Linked DNA regions of Homo sapiens: region 2 is linked to region 1. The links are chromatin contacts, found by Hi-C or POLR2A ChIA-PET in ENCODE. All regions are on one chromosome and are shown on one strand. Each heading gives the region's core, a stretch centred on a gene start or an enhancer-like site at or near the end of the contact. The rest is flanking DNA. Distances are from core to core; before and after follow the strand shown.

Region 1 (2,700 bases), core at 4-2,503:
ACCTCTGCTGTGCCCATTCGCCAAAGGGTCCAAAGCCCCCAGGTGAGGCAGGCAGAGGTGCCGTCCAGCCGATTCCAAGGACAACCCTTGTGGCCACATCCACCCCGGACTCTCAGGCTTCTGATTGTCCCTTTTTTCCAAAAGACACCCTACCACTGCCCGCACGTGTTCACCCCTCCTCAGCCGGCTCTGAAGTCAGCTCCTGCCCAGGTCTCTTCCTTGGTGCTCCCACACCCAGCAGCAACAGACACTGCGCACTGGAGCATGATGGCTTCACCAGGGCTGGAGCAGGCGCCTGAGCATTGTTCACTGCCGTCCGACACACACACACCATGCAACGTGCTTCTGACCAGCGCGCAGATCATCTAGCTCCTCCCACACATGGAAGATATCAACGTCTAAAAGAGAGTTTTCTCACTTTTTATGGTTTTAAAAACTCCTTTCTAAGTAAAAAGAAAAAGTTGATGGAAAAACACCATCTGAGGCCGGGCTCGGTGGCTCACGTCTGTAATACCAGCACTTTGGGAGGCTGAGGTGGGTGGATCACCTGAGGTCAGGAGTTCGAGATCGGGCCTGGCCAACACAGCGAAACCCCGTTTCCACTAAAAATACAAACACTAGCCCGGCGCGGTGGTGCACGCCTGCAATCCCAGCTACTTGGGAGGCTGAGGCAGGAGAATTGCTTGAACCCAGGAGGCGGAGGTTGCAGTGAGCTAAGATCACACCACTGCACTCCAGCCTGGACAACAGAGTGAGGCTCTGTCTCAAAAAAAAAAAAAAAGAAAGAAAGAAAGAAAGAAAAGAAAAAAAAGAAAAACACCATCTAGTGACGACATGCCATGTGAAAGATCCACAGGTGCACGTAAACGTTCTTCATCAGCGCTGAAGGAGCCCCTTCCCCAGTGGTGTTCTGGAACCTTGCCTGATACTGGCTGGTGTTGTGTATGATTCTCATCCTATACCATTTCCAAATTCTTACACACATCACCCTTCTCATTAGTTCTGCCTGTTTTGCACTTCAATACAATCAGGAATATCCTGTGAATTTTTAGTAAACTGCACTTCATTTATATTTCAGGGAAAGAGAACACTCTCAAAAGGTCCTCTATTAAAAGAGGAAGGAAATGAGAGAACCAGGGCCAGGAAACACAGGGCCCAGTCCCTGCCCAGGGGAGACAGGGCGCTTCGCATGTGGGCGGGAGCCAAGAGCCAGGCAAGTGTACCAAGCACAAGAGGCCACTTCACACCCAGGAGAGACTGTCATCAAAGAGATGGACCCTTACAAGTGCTGGCAAGGACGTGGAGAAGCTGGAACCCTTGCGTGCTGCTAGTGAGAATGCAAAATGGTGCGGTTGCTATGGGAAACAGTATGGCGGTTCCTCAACACATCAAAAATAGAATTACCATATGACCTAGCAATTGAAAGCAGGGTCTCAAAGAGATATTTACACACCATGTTCACAACAGCATTGCTTGCAATAGCCAAGGGGTGGAAGCAACCCAAGTGTCCATCAACGGACATCCACTAATGGACAAACAAAATGTAGTCCATTCATACAACAGAACATTACGGCTGGGCGCGGTGGCTCAAGCCTGTAATCTCAGCACTTTGGGAGGCTGAGGCGGGCAGATCACTTGAGCTCAGGAATTCGAGACCAGACTAGGCAACACAGAGAAACTCTGTCTCTACAAAAAAAAAATTTTAAGAAAAAAAAATATATTTTATATATATATATATAATTACATATATACTATTCAGCCTTAAAAAGGAAGGAAATTCAGACACATCCTATAACACAGATGAACCTTAAGGACATTATGCTATGAGAAATGAGCCAAGCACAAAAGATAAATACTGTATGGTCCACTTGTGTAAGGTCCCTAGATAGTCCAAGTCTTAGAGACAGGAAATAGAAAGGTGGGTGCCAAGAGCTGAGGGGAGGGAGGAATGGAGACTTGGCATTTAATGGAGACAGAGTTTCAGCTTGAAATGATGAAAAAGTTCTGGAGCTGGATGGTGGTAACAGCAGCACAATGTGAATATACTTAACAATACTGAGCTTTATACTTAAAAATGGTTAAGATGGTGAATTTTATGTTATGTATATGTTGTCATAATTTTAAAACATGTTTAAATGAGTCCTCTCTGTATGACCCAGCACCTTAACTTCATGGTGCTTATCTAGAAACACTCTTGGACATGTACATGTGGAAGAATATATGATGCTGTTTAAAGCAGCAGTGCAATTTGTAACAGCAACATACACAAGTGATGATCACAATGACCACCAACACGGGAATGTTTAAAGGAGAGGGCTGGGTGTGGTGGCACACGCCTGTAATCCCAGCTACTTGGGAGGCTAAGGCAGGAGAATCACTTGAACCCGGGAGGCAGAGGTTGCAGTGAGCCGAGATCGCGCCACTGCACTCCAGCCTGGGCGACACAGCAAGACTCTGTCTCAAAAAAAATAAAATAAAATAAACAAGAAACAAGATATATTCTTCGACATCTAGTCTGTAATTTTTTTTTTTTTTTTTTTTTGAGACAGGGTCTCACTGCCACCCAGGCGGGAGTGCAGTGAGGCAATCACAGCTCACTGCAGTCTTGAACTCCTGGGCTCAAGCAATCTTCCCACTTCGGCCTCTCAAAGCGCTGGGATGACAGCATGAGCCGCTAAGCTCAGCCTCCTGCTGTCTGAT
Region 2 (2,700 bases), core at 121-2,620, 47 kb before region 1:
CAGTTCCAGGAAAAATAGTGCCAGGAGTGGAAATGGGCGTGGGGTGGGGGTGGGCACTGCCCAGCTGCTCTGCAGGAAGGCTGGGCTGCTGGGTAGAAGAGGTGTGGACAAGGAAGAAAGGCGACAGGCTCCAGAGGGCAGACAAGGTGGATGGGAGGTTGGAAGTGAGGGAAAAAAGCAAGTGCACGGGAAACACAGCAGTCTGCGTGGTCACCACCACAACTCTGCCACTCACAAGGGCTTCTGTCCTCAGGTCACATAGAGCAGGGCCCAGCTCTATGTCCAGGCCTCATGCCTGGACAGCAGCACCTGTAGAACTGTTCCCTGCCATCAGAGACACCGTCCTCCTTCCTCCCTGCCCGACAAGTCCACACAGAGACCCCAGGCCATTCAGGATCAGTATTTGGCACTGTTCCCACCCACCTATGCAGAAGGCACGAACACTCCAAGCTCACAAAGCAAAAGGCAGGGCCTCCACTCTGGGCATGTCCTGTGGTCACCAGCAAAAAAGCGCAAGGGAAGCACTGCAACTTCTGCAGCAACCTGCAGCTTCTACCCAAGTGTGGACAATGAACCCAGTAGGGACCTGCAGCTTCTACCCAAGTGTGGACAATGAACCCAGCAGGGACCTGCAGCTTCTACCCAAGTGTGGAAAATGAACCCAGCAGGGACCTGCAGCTTCTACCCAAGTGTGAACATTGAACCCAGCAGGGACCTGCAGCTTCTACTCAAGTGTGGACACTGTACCAAGCAGGGACCTGCAGCTTCTACCCAAGTGTGGACACTGAACCCAGCAGCAACCTACAAGTGTGGACACTCAAACTGCTTTATGACCTAAGTTTACTTTTTCTTTCTTTTTTTTTTTTTTTTGAGACTGAGTCTGGCTCTGTTGCCCAGGCTGGAGTGCATTGGTGCGATCTCCGCTCACTGCAAGCTCCGCCTCCTGGGTTCACGCCATTCTCCTGCCTCAGCCTCCTGAGTACCTGGGCCACCACGCCCGGCTAATTTTTCTATTTTTAGTAGAGACGAGGTTTCACCGTGTTAGCCAGGATGGTCTCGATCTCCTGACCTTGTGATCTGCCTGCTTCGGCCTCCCAAAGTGCTGGGATTACAGGCATGAGCCACCGCGCCCGGCCTGTTTTTTTTTTTTTTACTAGTAAAATACACACACCACAAAATTTACCATCTTCATCATCTTTAAGTGCACGGTTCCATGGTATTAAATACATTCAGAATGTTGTGCAACTATCACCCCTATCTACCTCCACAACTCTTTCCATCTTGTCAAACTGAAGCTCTGTTCCCATTAAGCCCTAACTCTCCATTCCCTTCCTCCAGCCCCAGACTCCAGCCCCTTCTACTCTTTCTGTGTCCATCAGTTGGACGACTCTAGGGACCTCCTTTAAGTGGAATGGTACAACATTTGTTCTTTTGTGGCTGACTTACTTCATTCGGCACAGTGTCCCCGAGGCTCATCCACGCTGCAGCGCGGGCCCCAGCTTCGCTGCTTCTCAGGCTGAGTCACACGTCACTGCGTTTTGCACACGACACTTTGCTGATCCGTTCGCCCGACAGCCGACCCTCGGGTGGCTTCCCCCTTTTGGCTGCTGTGGTTGATGCTGCTATCAACGTGGGTGTACAAGCATCTCTTCAAGACCCTGCTTTCAGTGCTGCTGGGGCACGTGCCCAGCAGTGGAACTGCTGGATCACATGGTAGTTCCACACTTAGTTTTTTGAGTTTTTCACAGCAGATGCACCGTTTCACTTCCTACCAGCAGTGCACAAGGGTTCCCATTTCTCCGCATCCTCACTGATATGTGCCATTTTCTGTTTTGATAGTTGCTGTCCTCAACAGGTGTACGGTGGTATCTCACTGTGGTTTTGATTTGCATTTACCTTATGATTAGTGACGTTGAGCATCTTTTCATGGGCTTACTGGCCATTTGTGCATCTTCTTTGAATAAACGTCTATTCCAGTCCTTTGCCTTTTTTGGGTTTTTTTTGTTGTTTTTTTTTTGTTGTTGTTTTTTTTGAGACAGAGTCTCACTCTGTCACCCAGGCTGGAGTGCAGTGGTCCGATCTCGGCTCACTGCAACCTCTACCACTCGGGTTCAAGTGATTCTCCTGCCTCAGCCTCCCAAGTACCTGGGACCACAGGCATGCACCACTATGCCCAGCTAACTTTTGTATTTGTAGTAGAGATGGGGTTTCACTATGTTGGCTCGGCTCGTCTGGAACTCCTGACCTCAGGTGATCTGCCTGCCTCGGCCTCCCAAAGTGCTGAGATTACAGGCGCAAGCCACTGCACCCGGCCTCCTTTGCTGATTTTTTAATCAAGTTGTTTTTATTGTTGAGTTGTGGGATTTTTTTTGTATATTTTGGGTAGTAATTCCTCATCAGACATAGGATTTGCAGATATTTTCTCCTACTCCACAGGTGCCTTTTTATTCCGTTAACAGTGTCTTTTCTTTACGACTAGCCAAGTGCAGCAGTAAGAAGCAGGGAAACAGGGAAACAAGGAGATAGAAAGCTTTGTGCATCAAAAGACACCAAGTCTCATCAAACCCAGTGTGTCTCCTTTTTTTTTGTTACCTACACTTTTGGTGTCATGTCCAAGAAATCACTGCCAAATCCAAGGTTGTGGAGCCTTTGTCCTATGTTTTCTTCTCAGAATTTTATATGTTTAGGTCTTACATTTAG

The links. A loop is a pair of places that touch in the nucleus more often than their neighbours do. ChIA-PET counts read pairs that join two places held with the same protein, here RNA polymerase II (POLR2A). Pooled maps may share reads with other maps.
Region 2: a loop to region 1 is called in a pooled map, with 2.2 times the contacts of the local background. The contact joins two enhancer-like sites. A Hi-C loop is called at or near these places in 2 of 168 maps with a recorded cell type or tissue (B cell and OCI-LY7), 23 of 37 single-sample maps with no recorded cell type and 5 of 50 pooled maps. POLR2A ChIA-PET finds 5 or more read pairs at or near these places in 4 of 52 experiments (B cell, H1, SK-N-SH and 1 more).

The regions. Positions count from the first base shown.
Region 1 is chr9:137,690,349-137,693,048 of GRCh38, reverse strand. The region is part of intron 1 of EHMT1 (euchromatic histone lysine methyltransferase 1); the gene reads right to left. Among named protein-coding and RNA genes, the nearest start is that of EHMT1, 73 kb to the right of the region's middle. RefSeq lists an enhancer at 2,642-2,700. Within about 2 kb of position 1,253, at least 9 of the 41 ENCODE cell types and tissues checked have a DNase peak (open chromatin) inside an H3K27ac peak, as active enhancers do; they include B cell, where a contact is called at or near this core.
Region 2 is chr9:137,737,526-137,740,225 of GRCh38, reverse strand. The region is part of intron 4 of EHMT1 (euchromatic histone lysine methyltransferase 1); the gene reads right to left. Among named protein-coding and RNA genes, the nearest start is that of MIR602, 100 kb to the left of the region's middle. RefSeq lists an enhancer at 1,887-2,146. Within about 2 kb of position 1,370, at least 3 of the 41 ENCODE cell types and tissues checked have a DNase peak (open chromatin) inside an H3K27ac peak, as active enhancers do; they include B cell, where a contact is called at or near this core.